Regions from separate parts of the Mus musculus genome. Here regions 2, 3, 4 and 5 are each linked to region 1. A link is a loop called in an ENCODE intact Hi-C map of the cell type or tissue named here. Cell type or tissue: left cerebral cortex. All regions are shown on one strand. Region 1 holds the start of Snap91 (synaptosomal-associated protein 91). Region 2 holds the start of Ripply2 (ripply transcriptional repressor 2). Region 3 holds the start of Cyb5r4 (cytochrome b5 reductase 4). Region 4 has its middle 14 kb from the start of Gm39389. Region 5 overlaps Gm36539 (a long non-coding RNA gene).

Region 1 (5,000 bases):
TCTAGGTTGACAGAACCGTGAGTCAGCCTCCCAGAGTTGGGGAAACTGATGGAAAGATGGCTAAATGATTCAGCATGCTGCAGCAAAAGGAGCTGGTCATGAATTTATAATTCCTACTCCTGTTAGGTGTCTTGGCCCTGAGAGCCTCTCTTACCTGGTACTCAATGTGTAACACATTATACTGTAATCAATAAATTTTCTTAAACATTCCCTCAGGAAAAACGTAATAATGTCTCCCCCTCAGATAAACTTCTAGACAGAAAAGTCTCCAATGCCGTGTGACAGCTCTGACAGAGCCCAGTTGCAAGCTTCCTCAAGCTCTGCTCATGGCAAAGGAGAGGGCTGGGGCTAACTGGAATGGTGGGGTTGCCATTTTCTTGGCAACACAAGAGACAGAAGAAGGGTTGAAGAAAATAAAATATAAAAATAAAACAAACAAACAAACAAAAAAAACCCCCCAACAAACCAAAAGAGGTCAAGACAGTGAGGTGGGAATATGAGCACGGGCAAATGTGTTTCTGTGCCAAGAGTGACATTTAACAATGAGCACCAACAAAGGGCAGAGGAGTCTAAGCAGGTCAAACAGATGTAGAGAGACTGTAGAATACTATTTGGGATAGTCTTGGGGGATACTCACTGCCTAAAGCAGGTTAAAGTCTTTCTAAGTATCACTTTCCCCTCCAGTAGCAAAAGACTAACTATACTAACAGCATGAAAAACTTCAGAAACATACAGCTCCCCAACCAGAATAAAGCTTTCTCCGGAGAGCCAATGATCATGGGAAATATTATGTATTAAATATTATGTTTTCATCTAAAACTGTACCACCTCTAAAGAGGAGAGGACATTCATTTTGTGAGCTGACCAGTTATCCCACCCAGCATTTTCTGAGAACAGGACAAAGGAAGTGTGCCAAGATGTTCAGAATGAAATCGCCATTATCTGCTCATTCAATAGCTTGGATTTATTTCAGTTCGGCTCAGTGTAGTGACATATGACACACGCGCGCACTCCCCCACACTCACACACAAATTCTGAGTAGCAGCAGAGGAAAAAGCAGGATTTTACGATTATCCAAAATGCTCTTAAGAAATTAGTGTCAAGAGTGGCCATCCACCCACCCATCAATCTCTCTGTCTCCCCATTGTGACCCTACCACCCCTCATTTCCTTTAACCTAACAGAGAGTGGAGAAAAAAAATGATTAAAAGGATGTAGCCCAAATGTACACTTTTATGCAACCGTGTGTGTGTGTGTGTGTGTGTGTGTGTTCCCTCCTCTAGGCTCTTGGAGGTCATCAGAAGAAAAAAACGGCTCGATAGACAAGGTTTCAGGGCCTATTCAAGGGGACACCTCCAAGGCCAGAGGCAGGAGCTCAGGATCTCAGGATCGACTCGATGGTGAGCCAGTTCCCAAGGCTTCTGGCAGTATTACAGACTGCCAAGGCCATGCCGCCGGCCTTTGAGCCCCTATGGTCACGCGCATGTCCCGCTTATATAAAAGGATGCTTACAGTCCAGGTGCTTCTTCTTGGGGCCCATCACCTCATGAGTGGTGGCTTTGCAGACTGCTCTTGCTACAGCAGAGCCAGTCACGCTGTACTGAGCGGCGGCGATCCGATCCGTGAGCGTTTGGCCCGACATCTTCACCGGCCGCGTCTACCGCCTCCTCTTCTGCAGGAAATAAGAGGAGATGGTCCGGCTTTCACCCGCACCGCCTTAGCTGGAGCGCCCGGCCTTGCCTGCTCCCTCCGCTCGGCGGTTCTCTCCTCCGCCGACCCCGCCCTGGCACCGCCTCTTGGGACCAGCGGCGCGCCAAGCCCAGTTGGTCCATCGAGGTCCAGGGCTGTCAGCCACCCGCAGGGTAGTCCTTGCATCGTGCCACGGTCCCGCTTTCCCACACCCTGAAGCGGTCACCACATCCCGGCTTCGCCCCCTGTCAAGCAGCACTGTCCGCGCAACCCTTTTCGGTGGTGCGAGACCCGGTGCGCGTCGGGGTTACCCCGGACGCCGCGCCCAGAAGCGCGCACCTTTCGCTGCCCCGAGCCGCAACGTGTCTCCCACAGCACCGCAGGGCCGCGGCCACCTCCTTTCTGTCCTGGGGCTGCGGCGGCAGCAACGACTCCTCTTCCCTCGCCCTCCATCCCTATAGTCGGGCCGCCCTGAGCCGCGATGCGCCTCACCCTTCTCCAGTCGGATCTCAGAGGGCGGACAGCCCAGGCCCCGCCCGGCCGCTAAAGCGCCACCGAGCTGTCACCCGGCCGCCTCTGCCCTTCTCCGCGCCCTAGGATTATCCCTCGAATCCCCGGGTCCTGGAGCAGGGGAGGGGACCCGTGCGGCCCAGCGTACTCACCCCGCCCCAGGAGCACCGCAGCCCGGACGCCGCGCGAGGTAGCTGAGTGCAGACACGCACCGCCCTGGTGTCCCCGGGCCGCGATGCCTGTAGCCCCGGCCCGGCCCCTGTCTCAGCTCCGCGGTCCCCGCGGTCCCCACCCGCCGCCGCCTCCGCCAGCGCCGCCGCGTCTCTCTAGCGCTCGGCGCAGCGTCCCCATCCCCGCCCCCACCTCAGCTGGAGCGCCTGCGACGAGTCAGGTGACGGCAGCCGACGAACCCGGGCCAGTCCTCTGCAGAACGCCAGCGGCCCCCTCCCTGTCGCTCCTGCTCGCCGCCCCCCTCGGAGCCGCGGCTTTAAACGGGAGGAGGGCCGCACGCGAGCATCCCTGGCGGGCGACGGCGGAGGAGGGGGTGGGACCGGAGGGGCGCCGCGGCTCTATGGCTTGCGTTCTTGCGCGCGCCCTGCGTCCCCGCGCGCACCCGCTGCGTCCCCGGGCGGACCTGGTGCGCGCGCGCCGCGCATACCTGCCGGGCAACTGCAGGATGCTCGGGGATCGCCGCGGGCGTGGGCCTGGGGAGAGGGAGGGCTGTGAAGGCCGAGGCAAGGGCGGCAGCGTGCGCTGCCAACAGAGCCCAGCCCCTTCTCCTAAGAAGCGTGCCTGTGACTAGCTGGCCTGTCCTCGGCAGTAGAGGCCCAGATGGGCAGGGCGATTTGAAATGTCAGATTCTGTGGCCACGCGACCGTTACCTGTGCACCCTCAGCTCCTTGAGGCTGCTCCACTAGTCTCAGTTACAACGGGGAGCCGAGTGGGCAGGTAATTCGAGCCGCTTTAGCCTTAAAGCAATACTGAGGTATGCGGTATAGACAAGTAGCAAAGCAATTAGCTGAATGCCAGATTACACTCGTCTTGTAATCATTTGCACCCTTAAACTGTAATTTTTGCCATTTAAATATGTCGGAACGTCTTATATTATTTGAATGTCGAGTGTTATTTGCATGGGATTGGAGTCGGTTAATAATTTCATGAGTTGACATTTGTAAAGGTCATTGTCTTAACTATTCTTTTAAATTCCCACGGTTAAGATCAGAAGTTCCCTTAGGTACTTCCCTGACATATTTTCTGGCTTTACACAGGTGACCTCTGTTCAGTCCCCCAAGGTCATATACGCCTACTTACACACATCAAGGTTCTGCCTTGTAGTTTTTCTCTTGGTCCGGTGTTCAATACCCAATCATAACTTCCTAACAGCTGGGGCTGATCCCAGCAGCAGCAATTAGAAACCTTGTTGACTAAAGAAAGAAAGATCAAGACCACCACCAAAAAGTTATGTACGTATTACTATATGACCCCCGCAGTCCTGCACAGTATTTACCCAATTGGGGGGGGGGGGAACCAGACACACACATTTTTCTCTTTAAACTTTCACTCAAAATTAGTAGCAGCTTATATAATGGCCCCACACTGGAGGAAAACCAGTCTATTGATAAATAGCTAAAGAAAACATGGCATATCCACACAACAGAATACTACTTAGCAATAACAAGACAGAAATGAACAACATGGATGAATTTGAGAACATACGATGCTTCATGAAAGAGGCCAAATCACCAGGACGTTATTTACTATTTTGATCCATTTATGTAACAGAGTAAGAAAGGTTTAAGTTCAAGACAGAAAATACACCAGATGCCAAGGTTCAGGACTGGGGACTGACTTCAAAAGAAAAACTATTTAAAATGATAGAAAAGGTTTATATCATGACTAAGGTGGTCGATAACAACAGTATGAATTTGGACACATAGAATTGGTGAATTTTATTGCAAGTAAACGAGAACTCAGCATATCTGATAAAGAGCTGGAGTAGCCGTATTGGTATTAGCTAAGGTAGACTTTATAGTAGGGATGTTAATGGGAAGAAAGAGGCACATTGCATAACAACAAAACTCATCAACAGCCAATTCCATATGTTTAGCCATCTAGGAACAGAACTTCAAACAGGATGGTGCAAAAGGAGCGATAGTAAATCCACAATTACAGCTGAGTTCTGCATCGTCTCATTTATAATTGATAGAGTAAGTAGACAGAAAACTATTGAGGGTATGTGTGATTCAAAATAGCCCTAACTTACTCTGTCATATAATATAGAACACTTTAGCCTGCAATAGTGGAATGCATTATTTTAAATGCTTTTAAAATATTCTCCAGAGTAGACAATATTCTTCACTGTATAAGTAGGTTCAATACATTCAGAAGAATTATAGTCATACAAATTATGGGGTTTCCCCCCTACAGTTGAGTCAAACTCATTAACAGATAGATATCTTTTTTAAAAATCAGTATATTAAATAGCACACTCAGCGCACCCATAGACCTAATATTCCCATACAGAACTACTTTCAACTAAATGGTAATAAAAATAAATGCAACATATCAAAATATACTACCTGTAGAAAAAGCGCCGACTATAAGAAAATGTATAGTATTAAAATACTTATATTAGGAATGAAGCTGGACACAGTGTAGGGTAAAATGTCTACAGGCTGTAGGGTAAAAGGTCTGAGCACACTTCCAGGTTTGAAAACCCATCTAAACCCAGTTCCTGGGCTCTCACTCTAAGCTCAGGACTTGAAATCCCACGAATCCCCACCCTAAAAAATCTCCATCCAG
Region 2 (5,000 bases), 130 kb after region 1:
AAATGACAGCCTGCACAGCTCTGGCCTTGGTTTGCTCTCAAAAGCCACAACATTTCTTTAGGAAACTATTTAGTTCCTATTGTTGATCACCTTTTTGGGCCGATGCTCAAGTTCAATTTAAGTTCTCTGCTGCACCCAAGCACATGTATCTCTGGTTGCTCTTTGGGTATCTCCATCTATTTTCATCAAGACTTCTCAGAAGCCACCGGATCCATCTGAGTTCTTGTCCTTAGTGTGACTGTTCCCCCGAACCCCCAAGAAGGACAGTGAACTGAGTATCCATTCAGTAGCAGCAGGGAGAGACGCTACTCTCCTATGCTGTTTGTTTCTGTCTCTCCTTTTTGGGGGAATACAATGGAAATGTATTTCCTTTCTCCTTTGAGATGAATATGTCATCTCACTAGTTTAGGCCAGAGAAATGTTTTGGAGGTGACATGTGTCGCTTTAGATACACAATTTTATTTGTGTCTCCCTGTTATAATAACTAGCATCAGACCAGAGATATCAAACTTTATCAGCTTGCCTTCAAAAGCCAAGCTTAAAAGGTAGCCTTCCACTAGACAAAACAAGATGTATATAGGGTGACCAGGAAAATCACTTCTCTTTTGTTAATCCTGTGAAGTTTTGGAAGTATTTCTTACTGCCAATATTGCCCGGTCTGTCCTAGTTGATTGGCAAACCAATATAAAATTCATTATTTTCTTGTTCTTCTCTGGGTCATTTGAAAAACTGAAACATAGAAGTATACCTTGCACTCTGGGTCTGCTGTGATCTTGACTTTGCCTGACCCAGTACCACTACCTCTGCTAAGTGGGTTCCATATCTCAGAACACATCTCAGCTCCACTTTCATGAACACTTTGTCTTTATGGCCCAGACACTTCTGTAGATGCTATTTCCTAACTGCCCTTCAAATCTGCCCTCTGTGATTTATATATGCCCTACTATCATTCAGCCTTTCAGGGGGTTTCCTGTTCTCACCACCAGGTTTCAATGACTCTCATCTTCCATGGTTGTGTCAAAAAAACAAAACAAAACAAAGCCTTTAAAAAAAGTAAGATACAAACTGTAGTCATCCCCTATTCCCGCTTAGTCAGTCTTCTGCCAATACTTACAGAATGAAGTCAAAATGTCTGAGCACAGCATATTCCAAGCAGCCCACGCCTGCCCTGTCTCTTTCACCACATCTCTGTGTCAGCAATAACCTCATCCCTTCTCCTCTTAGCCAGTTTCCACACAGAGACAGTAGCATTCTTTAACTGATCCTTTTAGAAATCCCTGTGTAGGTTTCATTTACTCTAAGTGGGCTTTCCTCATTGTACCTAAAAGACACGCCAAATCCTCCCAACTGTCATTTCTAAATGTAGAGTGTTCTTTAGCAATTAAATATGTTTTGTTAAAAATATTATTGATTTTGTGGCCACAGTAATGACCATATATTGCAGTATTCCTGAGTAAGGAGGGAACATTTATTTCATCACTTGTAAAAATTCAGGATTTAATACATTGCCGATAATTCAAAGATATTTATGCAACTGGAATAGGTCTCTTCATCAAATAGGTCACATCTGTAAGGTCATATTTTTATTATATTTATCTAATAGTAGTAGGTGGTGGTGGTGATGGTGGTGGTCTGTGTGTGTGCTTGGGTATGGATATGGTGGGCTTTCACGCCACTGTTGTGTGTAAGGTCAGATGACAACTTGTGGGAGTCAGTTTTTTCCTTCTACCATGCAGGCTCTGGGGATTGAACTCAGGTCGTCAGGCCTGGCAGCAGGCATCTTAACCTTAATCTTGTCAGCTGGCCATGATATTCCTAAAATCATTTTTATCATCTGTCAAGGAAGGGCTTATTGTGTGCCAGACATGCAACAAGCATTTAATAAGCGTCGTTACTCTGAGCCACGGAGAATAGCAATAGCCATCTTCACTGATTTCATTATCTGAAGAAAATCCTATCTCATCCTCTGGTAGTCACGTCATTGCAGCCCTCTAGGTAACAATTAAGTGGATTCTTTTCTTATGAAGTAACAGAGTGGGGAGCAGTACCACTAGGCTTACACTCAAGATTTTCAATCTGCAGTGTTTGAGGAAACTCATTTCCATTATTTAAAATGTCTTAGGAAGAAATTATAACATTTACAGGTCACATTTGCTTTGAAACAGAACATCTGAGGGGGACAGGTTTGATGAACCTCTACAGATAAACAAGGGGTAACTCCCAAGAGAAGAAACTAGTACAGGAAGAATAAATAATTTATCTCATATCATAACCTTCCAGAATTCATTATCCTCATCATCTTTCCCAACCACAAAAGTATCGTCTAACTATGATCTATTGATATAATGCCAAGTGATGGCAGATTTGTAGAGATGATACACCAGGGCTTACTGGAGAGAGATACTGACAAGAGTTTGAGAGAAAGTCAAGAGGCTGTGGGAAGGCACTGAAACCACATGACAACTGTCTCAGCCCCTCTTGGATGTAACAATCAGGTTTTCATAGTTCATTTCTTCTTGCCTAAGATTGTCCATCCCCTTCAAGTAACAGGCAGATTGTGAACATAACTTTTCAATAACATTTTTTTAAAAACATACATTTATTATTGATCTATATTTCCACATACAGACACTTCGTTTGCGTTTTTGCTTGATGTTGTGGGGAGGGAGTGATTAAAGCTATTCTTTTTTTCTTCTTATATCATATCCAGTTTGTAGAACACTGGTTGCTGCAGAGCCAGCTACATTTGCTGAAGGCCAAAAAGCCAAGCCAAGTGTCAGGCAATTACCAGCCCTGGGCATTTTTGCAGAAATACACAAAAACGTGTAGAATCGTTTAATTCCATCCCCTCCTAACCTCTTCACATGGAAATTGGCTGCTTGGGCGCATGCTGTTTTTCTCCCAGACCGTGTGTCAGGGGGCTATTAACACTCGCTCCAGCAGCCGGTTCCCGGGCCATTTGGGATGTTGCACGCGTTCACACCCGCGCGCGGCCCGCGGCGCCTTCACGCGCTGCCGTTTTGTTTATGCAGAGCAGCGAGGGCGACCGGGGTGCGAAGGTCTGCAAGGGCTAGATAAAGCCGGGCTGCGACACCGACGCGGTCGTCCTGCCATGGATACCACCGAGAGCGCCGAGAGCGCGCACAACCCAGCACGTCCGCCCTCGCGCAGCCGCTGCCCGCCGTCCGCGCAGCCCGGGTACCTATCAGCCGGGATCCATCCCCGCGCATTCTCCACCCTCGCCCCGTGCCCGCCGCCCACTGAGCCCGAGGACCGCCTGGCCCCGGCTCGTCCCTGTTCGCCCTCTACTTCAGCCCTCGCCTTTTACCCGCCGCTCTTGCCTTTGCCCGGGCCCGGTGCCCTTACTAAGTCCGAGTTGAGTCCGGTGGCTGGGCTCACGTTCTTTGTGCGCGACTTGCGCTTGCCATCCTGCAGGTCCGAGGGCTTCTGGAGACCGTGGGTTCGAACTCCTGGAGAGAAAGAGAAGCGGACGGGGCCCCGTGCTGCAGAGGCGGTGAGTGACAGTGTGGCCCGCTGCGGTTCAGGCTGCAGAGCATCCCCACTCCCGACCCCCAATCCAGGCCTGAGGAGTAAGGGCCTGAGTGGCTTGCGCCCCCAATCTGCCCAGTGCTTAACAGTGTGCCTGCCCTAGACCCTGTGGGTATGAACGCGGGCTGGGACATCCATTGCAGTGATGCAGTCACTTGCAGCCAAGAGCTGGGTTGTGGAGAGGCTCAGGGTCACAGCCCCTACCTGAACCAGAGGCGCTGGGTCTCACACCTTCCCAATTTCGACAATGAGATGCATGGTGACTGCGATTACTCCTTTCCTTCCTAGTTGCCCAGTGGCCCAGGAATGGCAGAAGCTTCCGGGAAGCTTTTGCAATACCAACACCCTGTCAGGTGAGTGACAGGCCTTACTGGAGGTCTCCTTCAACTCCAGCCCTAAGGGGGAAGGAGATGGGGCACGATCACGCAGCTGGTTTAATAGCTGGCGCCGTTACTCACTCTGTGTTCCCACTCTGAGGATTCTCTTACTCACAAAATTGGGAAAATACAGGACTCATCCCATAAAAGAACTGTCAGTTGGTGGATAGTGAGTGAATGCTAATTGAATTGGCTAAAACGGGAGAAAGCAGACTGAGTAGAAAAAAGAGACGTTTGGGGCTGAGGCTGTAGCTTGCTGGCAGGGTGTTTACCTGCCCTGAAAGAGGTTCTGGCTTATAAGGGGGGGGGGCATCTTATGCCCGAAAAGTTGTTTGGGGTTTTTTTCTTTTATTATTTTTAATCCTAAAAGGGCAATGGAGAACTGGCTCCTTGGCATGCAGAGTGCATGTATTACTTTCTTGCAAACCAAAAGGAGGAACGAGATGGACAGTGGCAGGTTTGCAGCAGAACAAGCCTGACTTTTAGAATACCCAAGGCTGGCCCAGCTGGTCACTGTTTTTGTTTGTTTTTACTTTTTTTTTGTTGTTGTTGTTCATTTTACTGTTTTTTTTTTTTTTTTTTTTTTTTTTTGCTGAAAGTCAGCCTTTCTTATAAGATTCTTTGTAGCTTTTATTTGAGATAAAATGTTTATGATTGTGCTGTATTAACTGCTGAAAGAAGGCCTGTGTGACTGTGTTAAAGAAAGCCTGGCCTGTGTCTATGTGTTTATAAGTGGCGTACAATAGTTCATACATGTTACCTACCAATGCTAAAGTAATTGCGGGACACAGGGCAAGCAAGTGATAAGTGGAATTGAGTTTACAGTGGTCACGTTTTATTTTTACGTGTCTGAGTATTTTGCCTGCTTGCATATGTGTTTGTACCATGTGCATGCCTTGTGTCCACAGAGGTTAAAAGAGGGAGTAGGATCCCCTGGAACCGGAGTTGCTAATGGTTATAAGCTGTTATGTGGATGCTGGGACCAGAACCCGGGTCCCAGGAAGAACAGCCACTGTTTTGAACCACTAAGCCATCTCTCTAGCCTTACTTTGATTAGTTTTGAAGTGAGGTCAG
Region 3 (5,000 bases), 140 kb after region 1:
TAATTACAGTATTTGGAATCCTCTTTGTCCCTACACTAGAATTAAATGTTGGGATTTTAAGATAGACATCATGTACAAATGTCCTGATTGTGTTATAAATATTTGTGATTCACAAAGAATACTTCTGGTTTTTTTTTTATTAAATCACAAATTTATCTTTAGTTATAATTTTTCAAGGAACTATTTGGTTTTTTTAAAAGACCGGCTCTTGTAATGTCTGGTGTTTTCTGCTGATCTCAATTGGATGTTTAGTTACAGATGATATAATCTTGGCAGTTAGTGAGGAAAACTGGGTGCTGCTACTATTCTCACGGATATTAGTATTTGTTTGCTTGCTCATAGGGAAATGCTTTAAGTAATTATAGTTGAGAAAGAAAAACAATCTTGGGTCACTTAAATCTTAAGGACTGTAATTAAGTATGGAGTAGTGTGACTCTCACTCTGATATTCTCCTGTTGTCTTTAATCTGGTGTTCAGTACTTTCTGTATATGTTGAAGGATTCCTATAATTAAAAAAAAAAGGTTTAAATTTGAATGATTTGTACAGAGTCTAAAAACGGTGAGAACATGAAGTTGCTCTCTTTTCTTTTGTCCTGGATAAAGCTAAGATTTGGAAGACATAAAATTCAACATTATCCACTTTCCTTTTGCTTTAGTTTCCCGCTCACAATATTCTCATATAAACATCTTCTTCTGGGGAGTAAAATAAATCCTCAGTGACTGATTTTTCTTACATAGGCATCACAGAAGAAAACTTATTCCATACTTTAATGAGATGGACGATGGACTTGCATGGTTAGGGTGACACAGTAGATTATGCTCATGAAGTCCTTTTAGTTTTTATATAATCACCTGCTCAGCAGTTCAGGTGCAAACAAACATATTTTATTAATCTATAATCTGAGCTACTTGTGAGGATGAGGCAGGAGAACTGCAAGTTCAATGCTTGTCTGACAATATACCAAAAATATTTTCCTGCAGTATTCCAGAATAAAAATGGGTAGAGGTGGAGATGAGAGGTAATTAGCTAGCTAAGAAATGTCCCGTGCTTGAATGACTAAGCATATCCACAGACTCTCTCATAATATTAAACCACATTATCACAACTTTGACTCCCAGGGACTCTGGAAACTACATAGCTGGAGTAAATGATGTGTCCAGAATCAGAAAAAATTAGAACCCCACAGAGAATGGGATGGGTTATTTAGAACTACTCTTTGGGAAAATGTTCTCTTTCTATTGGATTCCACCCTGTGGATCTGTGTATTTTCCTAGCAAAAAGAAAAAGCCAATGTATCACTAACATGGACCCACAGTGTTAGGAATTTCTCTTGTTAACAAATCAGGATAGTATAAGGTGGCCTGTCTTTTGTTACATGCCTATTAATATATACAGTATATGGTTTAGATATAGCCATTTATTTCTTACAGAAACCCAAGCCTATACAGACAAAATGTTCCTTTAATAAAAAGTAGCGTGCATAGGCCATTAAATACAAGGATGACACCAAAACCAAATCACTCTATTTAGGAGTGAGCTACTTGTAGATTTCAGGGAAAGTGAAGAGTTATGGGAGGAGGAAGAATGTGTGAGTGTATGGATAGAGAAGGTCTTCTGGAAACGTCGTCTGGAAACGTCTTTTACTCGTTTTCCAGACTGGTTCCCCAAACGTGACGTTTCTTAACCCACAGCAGAGGCTGCTTGAGTTCGGCTTCTTAGCTCATGAAACTGTGAAGTCCTCTTTCCTAGAGCTTAGTATTTTACAGGAGAGAACTATTCAGCAGTCTGAACGTTTTGATAGTGTTGTTTTCTTTCATATTTCAATTGTTGTTTATCAAGAGACAGGCACTGGTCTTCTTGTTCTACCAGAAATAACCCTCGGCCTCTATCAGCACCAGGGCTGGGGAACAGCTTCACTCTCTGATCTTTCAGCAGAAAGCTGTCATTTCCTTGTGGTGCTGAAGTTTAGGACCAAAGAGTAACTGAGCATGCGCTGCCCTGCCCCCAACCCCCGCACAGCCACCCCTTCCCAAGCCGGGCGACCGGGCTCACAGAGTGAGTGAGCCTTTCCTCTGACTCCGCCCCCGCCCCGCCTCTCGTGAGCGTGATTGCGTCACGACGCGCCTGACCCCTGGCGACCCCGGAAGTGGGTCGGGGGCTTGGCCTCGGCCGGGCCAAGGAGCCCGCACGGACGGTGGTGGGCGCTGGGGTCCCACCAGGGCAGCCTGTCCGGTGGCGGAGCCCGGATGCGGCCCGAGCCGGGGGCCCAGGATGCTGAACGTCCCTTCCCAGGCTTTCCCGGCCCCCGGCTCCCAGCAGCGCGTCTCCTCCCAGGGGCGCAGCAAGGTAAGTGGCGACGCCGTTCGTTCGACTACTAACTCAAACGCCCTAAGTGTGTTTGAGCTGCTGAAGTTGGCCGCGGTAAGTCCACTCGGCACCCCGCTTCCGGCATGGTTGCATTTCTGTCTCAAGCTGTCCTCTCCAGTCTTTTGTTCTTTACGGTCAAAGATCCAGGCTGAGCAGTGGCGGTGGCTAGGGATGATTGGAGTCTGCAAACCTGCCGTCAGATTTAGTGCCACCTCTTCAAGTCGCACTCCTCTGTGTATACGGTAGCCAGTGGTTCCAGCACTGCCTCATCTGTAGACACCCCTGGTTGATTTTGAATCTGGTACCATGCTCTTGTCTATTTGTTGAATATGGTTACTGTCAGCAGCAGGTGGAAATACAGATATATAGTTGCAAAATTCAGTACAAATTGTGTAGTGTATTCATTGCAAGGCGAATGCTCTTATGTTATTTTGCTAGTTCCTTATTCTGTAACCACATCTTGGTATTTTCTTTTGAGACTTCTGTCTTCTTGGGCTACTCGATTCCTTTCTCGAGTTTTATTTTATATGACTTTGAGACTTTCCATTCTTCTCCACTTAGATCTGAGGTTTTGCCCTTAGATCAGAAAAGGAATTGAGGTTTTCATTTATTTTTCAGAAATGTCTGTCCCCAGCTTTAATCATACATAGCACTAAGATGTTTTGTGGGCTCACTGATGGCCATGTGTATCTGGAGTCCTTTTCCTTTGCCCATTGAATCTTCACAGTTACCCTGAAGCTAGGGACGTTTACTATCTTCATTCTTGGTAAAAAGAAATAGGTTGATGAAAGTCTGCTATCAGTCACGTAAGCTTGTGATTATGACATTTCCTTCATTGCTGTGTGTGCGCCTCTGCTCACCAGCCATCAACTGGGTATCTTGCTCTCTCTTTAAGCTAAGTGCTTGGCTCCATAGTCTAAGGTTGCCCTTTGTAGAATGAGAACGTCAGTAACTGACTTTCTTCATTAAAATGGCTATGTTCTCAGCATTCATTTAAAGGAGAAAACTTCTAGGCAAAGACAGCAAGTTCCTTAGATGCGATAGCAGAAGTAAGTTTTGTTGTCCCCAAAGAGGGCAAAGTAAGATCTTTGTGTAATTTAATAGGACCCTCAGGTAGGATTAATTTCTTTGTTATGAAATGAGACAATCTCGAACCCTTGAGAGGCAGAGTTAGGACTGCATAAAACAATGAAACAGTCAGATAAAGTTTTCAAAAATGGAACTCAGCCAGATAGGCTGATTGTTAAATTGTTAAAAGTCTAGAACTTTGGAGTAGGAAAGAGATGTCTTTCCAAGACCCACTACTTCATCGCAGTCACATTCTGGCTCAGGTGTATGTACGCGTGACCAGTTGTTGTTGTTGTTGTCTTGTTCATAGGCCTGAGATGAGACTTTTCCATAGCACAGCATTGCTACGCACTCAGCAGATATTCCTTACCTTACGCCCTTTATTCAAATCTCACCAATTTGAATCTTACACAGAGACAGATTCCTTATGCAATAGCTGTTCAGTGTTTATTGAGAAACTGTAATGTCCTACATATGCTAAGGCATTTGATCATGGGGTTCCCAGTTGATGGTGCTGTCTCGGGATGTTATGAAACCTTGGCTTTATTGGAAACAGTATGTCACTTTGAGCAGGCTTTAAGGGTTTACAGCTTCACCTATTTTCAGTTTGTTCTGTGTGCAGTTGCTATATGATTAATCAGCTTCCTGCTCTGGGTACCTGATGCCACACCTGCCTCGCCATTATGGAATCCCCTTGTGGAACCATAAGCCAAAATAAACTCTTTGTTCTATAAGTTGACTTTGGTCATGGTGTTTTATCATAGCAGCAAAAGGAAACTTAGACAATATGGTGTGTTGAAGGGTGGTCTCTGATACTAAAACAGTATGGTGTGTTGAAGGGTGGTCTCTGATACTAAGACAGTGTGGTGTGTTGAAGAGTGGTCTCTGATACTAAGACAGTGTGGTGTGTTGAAGGGTGGTCTCTGATACTAAAACAGTATGGTGTGTTGAAGGGTGGTCTCTGATACTAAAACAGTATGGTGTGTTGAAGGGTGGTCTCTGATACTAAGACAGTGTAGTATGTTGAAGGGTGGTCTCTGATTTCAAGGGACTTAGTCTCACAGGCAGCACAGATAAGAAAACAGACAATTATATTCCGTACGTCAGTAGGGTATTAGCACCAAAAAAGAATTAGAGTTAGATTGGAGGAAAATACTATGAGCAAGTGCTTGACACCAGTGGGGAATCTGTGCCCATTAGGCCAGAGCATTTGATAGAAAGTTGTAGAAAGTCAAGGCTAAAACATGGAGCTAGTAATGCAAACTGTGACCAGAGGATCTGATTAACAGTTGAGGAATAAGGAGCCACTGTAGAAGAAAGATTTATGATTTGAGTTGCATTTCCAAAGAATTAATTGCCTTAGGGATTACTGAATGGAGAGAGAACCCAGTGATTTTCTCTGGGATAGGAATTGTTTTTCTCACTTTTTATTCTTTGGGAGGAGTCACCAGAAGAGTTTCACCAATGGTCAAAACAAGAAGGTTGAGTTAGATGATGGAGTGTACCCCAGAGGTCCTGACCTATTTATTTTGGGATAAATGAATGCCTAAATTAGATATGACTC
Region 4 (5,000 bases), 96 kb after region 1:
TTGTTGTAGTGCAATGTAACTTATATTATTTTCATATCTATCTACCTATATCTATCTATCTATCTATCTATCTATCTATCTATCTATCTCTCTCTCTCTCTCTCTCTCTCTATCTATCTATCTATCTATCTATCTATATCAAACTTTTAAGTCACTACAATATTCAAATATTATTCACCTAAAATTGATAAAGCATTTATTTCTGGTGCTGTTGAACTTTATTGAAGTCAAGAGACATATCTCGGGGCTTGGAGAGTGAACATGTCTGTTGTGAAGCTTGATGACCTGGGTTTGAGACCAGGGACCCACATGGTGGAAGGAGAGTACAGTACCTCCTCCTTTGACCTTCACACATATACCATGATATGTATCATGCTCTCAGAAAACTCATAAATGAAGGCTTAAAATATTAAAGCTATGTGGCTTAGATCATTTGCTGCTGTCGTAATGGGGAACCCCAAATTAAATGAAAGAGTAAAGGTAATCTTATCATACTGGAACCTGCCAAGGTCAAGGTCAAAGGCTACATTTCGTGAGGGCCTTTTGCCATCATAACACAGCAGAGGGCATTTTATATAAGCAGAGGAAACATAAACAGCTGCATTTGTTCTTATAGCATTCCACTCTCCCCAGAACATAACCAAATCCCTGGACAATGGCATTAAAAACCCATTCATTACAACAGAGCCCTCAACAGCTCATCACCTATAACAGTTCCAATTTCTACCCCCTTTACAATTTTTGATATTTCGTATAGTACACAATGTATTTCAATCGTTTTTGCTCTCTCATATACCCTTCCTACCCCAGTGACCCCTTCTTCTTCCCAGCTGGTTTCCACTGTATCATTTCCTTTTTGTCCATGCAGAGATCACAATTGCTTTGTGTGCCCATGACCACAATTGCTGCATCATATCCAAGAGAGGGCACTTCATGACATTCTTCCCCATTTTCCAGCTTTTGGAGTCTTTGCATCCTTTGTTCTGAATTGCTTTGCTTGGCTATATTGATTGGCTATATTGATGTTCTATCTAGGGCCAAGTACCCAACAGTCAACTTACTCTCTTCACTTGACCAATTAGGGGTCTCTACATTAACCATTGCTCACTGCAATAAGCTTCTCCAACCAAGATTGAGAGTAAAAATAGATTATACATACAAATGTAAAGAAATACTTAGGTAGTTTGACTCCATGCCCATGTAGCAAATAACAGTGGCTTCCCCCTTTAGAGCCTGTTCCCTGCCCCCGCGCCCCCCCCCCCAGCCACAAACTTTTGACAAGGTTAACAGTACAATGTTAAAATAATATGTATTTTCTCTCATAGAACAGACCTAAAAATTGAATAGAGATGTGATTCGTTATCACCATAAAAGCCATGCCACTATAATATGAGTGGGCATATTTTGCCAGGCCGGTCAGTATTGTAACATGCAAGGTCCACAGCTGGATAAGACTGTTGATGGCTGTTCTCCCCTAGTAGCCTTCATAGTACTGTACCAAAGTGAATCAGCTGGAAGGACACTTCTAGCTCTGTTTTAGCTTAATTTCTTTGTGTCCTGTATCCAAGGTGAATAATGTCTTACCATCTAGTTCTGGTGGGCGCCAAGAGCAGTAACAATACCCTGTTTAGTCTGGATGACTTCTGACATCCTCTTGGACAATAACTTACAGAGACGTACTCTCTACCTGGTACTGGAATTCTCATTTTAAATCCTATGGTTTCTGAGAGGAGCACTAGTCAACCAAATAGGACACTGTAGTGGCTTCAGTGATAAATGTTTCCTATAGTCTCTAGCATTTGGATAGTTGGTCCCCAGTTAGTGCTATTTGGGGAGGCTTAAGAGTTATGTCCTTGGTGGAAGAAGTATATCACTGGGGGTAGGGGTAGTCTTTGAGAATTCAAAGACTCATTCCCAGTTTGATGTCTTCTTGGTGTTTTCAGTTCCAGATGTGACCTTTCAGATATTCCTGCCACCATGCTTGCTTACTGCCACACTTCCCTGCTGGATGACAAGAGCTCTTGTCCCTCTGGAATCCTAAGTCCGAATTAGTTCTCCCTTCTGTAAGTTGCCCTGGTCAGAGTGTTTTATCACAGCAATAGAAAAATAGTGAATACAGATGTCTTGGTTCAAACTTTTTTTCTCTTATTACTGGTATGATAGTGGTTAAATTTTAACATGAGTTTGGAGAGAATGTTCAAGCGTAGTAATATGCAATGTCAACCCACTCCAGAAGCTTTAATCAGCTAGGCTGCAGTACTATATGAAGGAACAAGCCAAGTGTAATTGAAGAATTTCCCATGTAGACGCTCAGAGCAAGTTTCTATATTTAATTAACTTTTAACAGACACTATATTTAGTTCTCATTTCTCAGAGTTCTTCAGTTATTATCTGTCTACTAAAAATATTGGTGGAAATGAATAATTTTGATAATCTTTCAAAAATAGCCTAACTTGGCACATGCCTTCTAAAAAATGGATAATATGTAGGCTCCCAGAGGAATTATAAAATACTAGAAGAAAATTTAGGTACCCAGAAACTCTTGTGCAGTGCACTTCAGGAAAGAGTTGTTCTAAGTCCGATAGTAATTACCTCCAATTGAGTTCTTATCCACCACAATTTACTTCCTGTCCTTGAAGTATATTCAGATTTCGTAAATAAAATCATGCTTACAAATGTCACAGTGAAACAACCTCACTGGCATTTGACCTTGCTCAAACAATAAAATATAATCCCAGATATTTTGCAAGAAGGAAAAAATCACAACCACGTTCGTGAAATCCTCTGCTGACAAATATATCCAGTGTCTTTATGGAGGTGGAAGCATTTACAATAAGGAAGCCTTGGGGGAGGATGGACTTATACATGGCAGAAGTTCTCATTGCAAAGGAGCACGCATTTGCCCAAGTTGTTTTCTCCCTGTTACATAAGGACATGGGAGTCGGCCAATGGACATCTTGACACAGAGAATTGACAGATGTCTGCAGAGTAAAACTGGAAACAAGCCAGCAGTCCAAACTGGCACACTTCATAATGACTATGGACCAGACATTTGCTTTAATGAAAGATATTTCTAGGTTTCCAGTTTTGTTATAGGTCATAAGACTTTATGAACACATTTAATTGCCTGTATCTTTGAGATTTTTTAGTAGTAATTCATACATTTGCTTTCAGAAGTACGATGCTGCATTTGTTATGTATAAAAATAAACTGCAATATGGTTTGTGGACAAAAATACTCAGTATCTTTGGATTATAGGCAAATACTGTCACTCTTTGATATACATTGAGAAGCCTATGTGTTCTCATGAGAATAATGGTAAGCAAAATCAGCAAAAGAAAAAAAAACAGATTTTCTGCAAATAATCTCTCCTTCAGTGTTACATTTTATTGGAGGAGTGTGAACTTACAGTCCCCACCTTGTTCCTATCAGCAGTCCATTTCCAGCTGTACATATGGTGTGACAGAGAGGGTCCAGGCTCTGAAATGTGACAAATTTCATCAGACCCACCTCTTCTATTTACCATATGGGTGGTAAATAGGGGATACCATATCTATTCCATCATTACACAAGTATAATGAAGATAAAAATAAAAATAAATTTGTCGCATTTAGGGGATAAGTGTTCAGTAGTTATTCTTTCCCCCTCAAACCCCTCTTCTGCCTTCATGAAACCAAACAGTAAAACTGGGACTTGTTAGAGTGTGTCCTACTTTCAAGTGGCATACTGTTCAAGAGTACTAAATTAGCTTTTAAAACGCTAAGGATTAAAGACATCCATAAATGCTATTTGTTAGAAACATGGATGGGGGCAGGGGGAATTCTTCAAAGAGGAGATAGCCCCAAGGCTCTAGCCCTATTCATGGGTTCATTGGTTCATGTATTAGTGAGTATATTAGTGAGTATTGAGAAGGTGGCTTTGTTACAGACAAGAGTTCTCTTTGGTGCTCTTGCTTTACCACCCCGTGCCCTCCACCATGTCACAGTGGATCAGAAAGGTCCTACTTAGATGTAAACACCATGCTCTTGGGGTTCCCAGCTTCCAGACTGTGAGCCAAACAAGCCTCCGTTGTTTATAAACTCCCTAGCTTGTGGTATTCAGTTGCAGCAAGAATAAATGGAGTCATACAAACAAGACCTGTTTATTTAGGGAAAAAAAAAAAACATCAATCACGTTAAAGACTTTTTTTACCTAATTAAAACAATCTAGAAGAAATATTAGGCCTTTGGAACATACAACCTGTCAACATTGTAATAACATATCACACTACTAGGGCAAAGTTCACGTGGAAGGAGAACAGCCCTATAGCTGGCTATGGTTAAGATGTTTTCCTAACTTCTTGAGTTTTTAATATATTTTGGATATTAGCCCCCGTCAGATGTAGGGTTGGTGAAGATCTTTCCCCAATCTGCAGGCTGCGGTTTTGTCCTACTGACAGTATTGTTTGCCTTACAGAAGCCTTTCAGTTTCCCGAGGTCCCATCTATTAATTGCTTATCTTACCTAGTTCCTGAGCTGCTCCCTAAACTGGGCTGCCTTCCCTGGCCTCAGCGGGAGAGGATGTGCCTAGTCTTGCAGTGGGTAGGTTGATACCTGGGGAGGGGAGGGGTTCCTTTTCTCAGAGGAGAAGAGGAGGGGAAAGGCGCAATGTGATTGAGGGACTAGGGGAGAGGGGTCTGCTATAGGGATGCAAAGTGAATAAATTAATTAACCAATGGGAAAAAAGTCTAACCAGGGGGAAAAAAAAAGGATGCTTTCCTAAGACAAAGCTAATAACCGTGTGAGAACCGGGCTGGGTTCCTCCCAGAAATCTGCACAGGTCTTTGGGTACCAGGGAACCTAAACCACATGAGTGTCACTTCGCTGGGGATCTGTAGTCACCCCTCCTTCTCTTCCTTCCTCAGACTCTGACCACCACTTTGGGTTTTGTTACTATGCTCCCTCCATTTAGACTTCTCAGTCTATCACGATATGGAACTTGTGGTCTTGAATGAGTCAAGC
Region 5 (5,000 bases), 120 kb after region 1:
AGTCCACCCTAGTGAAGAAGTCACCATAGCAGGAGGAGGAGCCTGGCGGGAACCACAGCAAAAAAGCAAGAACCATGAATAATAATGCTGAAGGATACCGCCCAGTATACCCTCTCAAGGCATATCCTGCTGGCAGATATGATGTCTTCCAACACAATTAACTTAATTAAGATAATCCCAAGAGACATGTCCAGAAACACATCTCCCAGGTGATTCTAGATTCTGCCAAGAGGATAATTAGCACTAACCATCACACTACCCAGGACGACATGAATGTGGTTGCTCTGGGAGATCAGGGACTGGTGGAGGTACAGGTGGTTGTGAGCTACCTGGTGTGGGTGTGGGGAACTGAACTTGGGTTCCCTAAAAGAACAGTATATGCTCTTAACTGCTGAGCTATCTTTCTTAGTCTCTAGATTTGGTAAGATCCCCTAGCAGTGGCTGGGTTGAGGTATAGGATAACTACAGGTCTTAAATCTTGATACTGTAGTGAGAACGGACCATCTGACAATGGGTCTCGAATAGCAGTGCCCTCCACTGCAGCACTCTGACCTTTTGCAGAGATTGTTATCCTTGCTCCATCTTTCTCTATTTAATGCTTTTCAGCCACCTTCAGTTTGTGCTTCTAGCAAATTCCCCACTGGCGAGCAAAACGCAACTTTGATGGAGCAATTGGTGACAAGATAGAAAGCTACAAGTGGGGCAGGGAGAAGCAATGTCCTCACCCTAGTAAAAGAAATTGGTTTTCAGGTGGCTGGGGATGGAGGGAGAGACTAGTGGGAGAGATGACTGGAATGGGGGGAGGGGGAGGGTTGGGAGCAAGTGGAAGCCTGGTGTGAGAGAAAACTCCATGGAATCTAGAAGGGGTAACTCCAGCAAAGTCTCCTAGTAATGGGGAGCCTAGGGTCTAAAGGAGCCATCCTTTATAACTAGGCAAGGCCTCCAGTGAAGGAATTGGGACACCAAGCCAGCCACAAACCCTCCTACCTACAATTTGTCCTGCCTGCAGGATGTGCTGGGACTGGAGCCTAGCATAACCCTCATCAAAGAGACCAGACAGACCTCATCCAGCAGCTGATGGTAGCAGATGCAGTCTCACAGCCAAACATTATGTGAAGCTCAGGGAGTCCTGGCAAAGAAGGATCAGAGGACCAGGGTGATCAAGGATACCACAAGAACACAGCCCACAAAATCAACTGACTGGGACTCAAGTGAGCTCCTAGATATCAGGGAACTTCTATGGGTCTAATCTAGGCCCTCTGCATATGTTATGGTTATGTGTGTCTGTGTTCTGGTGGGATTGCTAACAGTGGGAGCAGGACCGATCTCTGACTCTTTTGCTTGTCTTTGGGATGCTTTTCCTAATACTGGCTCACCTTGCCCAGCCTTGATGTGAGAATACATGTCTGGTCTTACTTAGCTTGTTATGTTGTATATAGTCGAGGTCCTTTGGAAGGCTTGATCTTTTCTGAGGGAGGTGAAGTGGGTTGGATCTGGTGGGGGTGGGGGTGGGGAAAGGGGAAGTCTAGAGGAGAGACTCAGGGGAGGGAAGGGAGAACATAATATACAAGAGAAGAATAAGTAAAAGGAAAAAAGGAAAATTCACTTTCTAGATCCACTTGTGATTCCTACCAATTTGTATAAGAACCCACTATACTCAGCCCCAGGAGGCATTGTGTATGATTGTGACATAGTAAACTTATTGTGATGTTCTTAAGGAGACTCTTATATAGAAACCAGCTTTTGTGGTATCTTGCTAGAATTAACATTATTAAGGAGGGGAAAAATCCTCTCTAATTTCTTCTTTGGCAATATGTCAGTATGATCAGATTAGAAGGAGGATTCAGTTCTGATCTAGATGAGATTCTCTTGATTCAGCTTTAATATGACTTAAGTTTAATGATATAAAGAGAGAGAGAGTCTAGAAATGCAGATTGAACAGGCTTACTTTTCTCAGTTCCCTAATAAATGCTGCTCAAGGGATGGTAAGGAAACCAAAATAGGCCATGTGCACAGACACAAAGGGAAGAGGAGGGGATGGCGGGCCATGACTGACTCATCCCTGTGAAGAAAACTGACACCAGAGCAGAGCCAGCAGTGGGAGACAGAAACAAGCTGACTCATACTGCAGAACTCTGGGGAGACTCAAGAAGGGAGCTTTGGGGTTCCTGGGAGAATGAGAATTTGAGGAGACATTTAAATAGAATGGGATGAGAGTGCATTACTTGCCATGGTAAGATACCTTTCCACACAAAACGGGAACATCCCCCACTGTCTATCACAGTGGCACACTGGGAAGGTCAACCCTGATAGCTCTCTGACTCAGAGCACAGCAGGCACAGCTGAGGGACTGTCCTGAGATAATGGGGTCATTAGTTAACCTACTATCTTGAAATGATGGGGTCACTAGTAAACCCATCCTAAGCAAGCATTATGCACTCAAATTCAGCTCTACTGTGGTCAGTTGGTTGCCATATATATATATATATACACATACATACATTTTAAGATTTTCAGTACCTAAATGCTACTATTGTTGAAGTCAAATATATCCCCCAAGGATTCACACTTTGAAGGCTTGGTCACCAGCTTTTTATGCACAGGGATGTGGTAGACCATTAAGAGATGAGACCCAATGACAGGAATTTAGGTCCCTAGGGGTATGCCCTTAAAGATGTCAAGACCTTAGTCTTCCTACTACTACTGCTACTACTACAACAACTACTACTACAACAACTACTACTGCAACAACTACTACTACTCTTCCTCTTCCTCCTTTTCTTCCTCCTCCTCCCCTCCCCCCCAATACCTCCTCCTCTTCCTCCTTTTATTCTTTCCTTGCTTCCTGGCTTCCAGGCACCATGCATTTCCTGCCACAAGCTCAGAAGTCACAGGGCCTCCTGGACATTGAGTGAAACCTTTGGAATTATAAACCAAAGCAACCTTCCTCCTTATCAGTTGATTATCTCCGTTTGTCATGACGGCGAAACCTGACAACATGACAGTTATCTGCTCCAATATCGTTGTTCTTGGATGACAGTTACAAATACAATTTCAGGGTCTCTAGAACCAAGAGCAACTCTTCTCTCTGAGAGTTAGAAGAGTGCATGGCCGTGAACCATAGGAAAGGAGCCTGGCTCTCTGCAGACCAGCCATCTGGAAGCTGTGCCTTCTAGGTAGTATCTCAGGGCTCCCCACTGGCTCTTGGTTACTTAATAATACAGTGACTATAAGCACAATCCTGGAGTCATGTTGCTTGAGACCAAACTTAGCTCTGTCATTTGTCTGCTAAGACAACCTACTTCCCCATATGCTGGTTGCATTGTATAAAAGAGTTTAAAAAGTCTTGCACATCTTTGGTGCAGATACCGAGAATTTACTACTACTACTTCCTCCTCCTCCTCCTCCTCCTCCTCCTCCTCCTCCTCCTCTTCTTCTTCTTCTTTTATCTGTAAGCATTGTGTTTCTCTCTGTGACAGTTAGTTACTCTTGATCAGCAGCTTGACAGAACCTGGAGTCACTGAGGAGACATAGCTCTCACATACTCCTGGGAGGCTGTTTTTAGAAAGAATGAACTGAGTGGAGAAGATCCTTCTTGAGAATGGGCAGCACCTTCCAATGGGTGGCCCAATACTAAACGGGATAGGGACTGTACTTTTGCCTGCCTTCACTTGTTCATGAGTGAGAATGTTTGTCTCTGCGGCTGCTGCTGCATCATGATGATGATGACGATGATGATGATGACGATGATGATGATGATGATGATGATGATGATGATGTTAGTGCCATCCTCTCCTGGCTCCAGATACCAGCTGCTTCTGCCTTCCTGTGTGGAACGTCATTGATACTTAGGAACAAGGATTTCAGCATCAGACTCAGACTGCTGAGGCATCCACCTTCATGGCCTGAACAACTACAGAGGTTTCTGACTCTCCAGCAGATAGATGGCCATTGTTGGAAGGCCAAGTCCTTGTTACATAAAGGCAGTCTTTAACACTTACATGTATATATTTATGTGTATGTACTTGTATGTGTATATGAATATATATATACATATATGTATGTCTCTGTGTGTCTCTCTCTTTGTGTGTGTAATGGTTTGAATATGCTTGGCCCAGGAGTGGCACTACAAGGAGGTGTATCCTTGTTGGAGTAGGTGTGGCTTTGTTGGAGGAAATATGTCACTGTGGGGATGGGCTTTGAGACCCTCCTCCTAGCCACATGGAAGTCAGTCTTCTAGCTGCATTTGGAACAAGAGGTAGATCTATCAGCTTCTCCAATTCTATACCTGTGTGGAGACTGCCATACTTCCTGCCATAATGATAATGGACAGAACCTATGAACTATAAGATAGCCCCAAGTAAATGTTGTCTTTTATAAGAGGTGCCATGGTCATGGTATATCTTCATAGCAATGAAACCCTAAGACACACACTACACACACACACACACACACACACACACACACACTCGTTGAACATATATGTATTAATTGAATACACATATCAATCCCATTCCTGTGAGACCCCCCCAGGTAGAGTTTTAAGGGATTAATTCAACTAATATCACCATGTTAATTCTCCCATTATCATGAGCAAAATGTCTGCCAAAACAACAACAACTTACAATGGAAAAGATTTATCTTAGCTCATGGTCTCAGGGAAAATAGTCCCTTGCACAGAAGTGGCCCATTCCAGGCGAGATGAACTTGGCTCAGCTCCTCACATCCTGGTAGGCAGGAAGCAGAGGGCTCAGGTAGAACTTGAGCTGTACCGCTTTCGAGGCCCACTCCCAACTACTCACTTCCGCTAACTAGGCCATGGTCCTACCCTTCCAAAATAACACCATCAAAGGCACTGGGTGGTCTGGCGCATGAGCCTGTGGGGGACATTTCACATTCAAGCTGTAACACTCAACAGAATTCTATGACTCAGAAAACTGTGACTCAGAGTATGATCACTAGATTGTTTTTTAACCTAAACACTAGAGGCCCATGGTGGC

The links. Hi-C counts contacts between places; a loop is a spot of excess contacts. Peaks named below come from ENCODE experiments on the same cell type or tissue, not always from the same donor. Only the 100,000 strongest peaks of a DNase experiment are listed, where the experiment ranks them.
Region 2: it touches region 1 in a loop (7-fold over the local background); 7 of 42 quality-filtered maps call a loop at or near these places.
Region 3: a loop joins it to region 1, with 8 times the contacts of the local background. A loop is called at or near these places in 7 of 42 quality-filtered maps.
Region 4: it touches region 1 in a loop (2.3-fold over the local background); 2 of 42 quality-filtered maps call a loop at or near these places.
Region 5: a loop joins it to region 1, with 8 times the contacts of the local background. A loop is called at or near these places in 5 of 42 quality-filtered maps.

Annotation. Positions count from the first base shown.
Region 1 is chr9:86,877,911-86,882,910 of GRCm38, forward strand. It overlaps Snap91 (synaptosomal-associated protein 91), which reads right to left and starts at 2,539. Exons shown (of 30, transcript NM_013669.2): 1 at 2,351-2,539; 2 at 1,512-1,671. The coding sequence starts at 1,641. In left cerebral cortex, CTCF peaks have their summits at 2,726 and 2,938; DNase peaks (open chromatin) are centred at 1,009, 1,761 and 2,622; H3K4me3 peaks cover 3,479 bases; H3K27ac peaks cover 2,335 bases.
Region 2 is chr9:87,012,433-87,017,432 of GRCm38, forward strand. Ripply2 (ripply transcriptional repressor 2) reads left to right here and starts at 3,105. Exons shown (of 4, transcript NM_001037907.2): 1 at 3,105-3,198; 2 at 3,436-3,514; 3 at 3,838-3,902. The coding sequence starts at 3,113. Gm51687 (a long non-coding RNA gene) reads right to left here and starts at 4,080. Exons shown (of 3, transcript XR_003948201.1): 1 at 3,754-4,080; 2 at 2,857-3,470; 3 at 1-2,749. In left cerebral cortex, no CTCF peak of the experiment used is centred here; DNase peaks (open chromatin) are centred at 3,105 and 3,848; H3K4me3 peaks cover 1,876 bases; H3K27ac peaks cover 1,362 bases.
Region 3 is chr9:87,019,907-87,024,906 of GRCm38, forward strand. Ripply2 (ripply transcriptional repressor 2) reads left to right here. Exons shown (of 4, transcript NM_001037907.2): 4 at 1-535. It overlaps Cyb5r4 (cytochrome b5 reductase 4), which reads left to right and starts at 2,123. Exons shown (of 16, transcript NM_024195.2): 1 at 2,123-2,347. The coding sequence starts at 2,273. In left cerebral cortex, no CTCF peak of the experiment used is centred here; a DNase peak (open chromatin) is centred at 2,043; H3K4me3 peaks cover 1,985 bases; H3K27ac peaks cover 1,729 bases.
Region 4 is chr9:86,974,178-86,979,177 of GRCm38, forward strand. No RefSeq gene overlaps it. Among named protein-coding and RNA genes, the nearest start is that of Gm39389, 14 kb to the left of the region's middle. In left cerebral cortex, no CTCF peak of the experiment used is centred here; a DNase peak (open chromatin) is centred at 2,924.
Region 5 is chr9:86,998,060-87,003,059 of GRCm38, forward strand. The region is part of intron 2 of Gm36539 (a long non-coding RNA gene); the gene reads right to left. Among named protein-coding and RNA genes, the nearest start is that of Gm36539, 5.6 kb to the right of the region's middle. In left cerebral cortex, no CTCF peak of the experiment used is centred here; DNase peaks (open chromatin) are centred at 2,076 and 3,270; H3K27ac peaks cover 275 bases.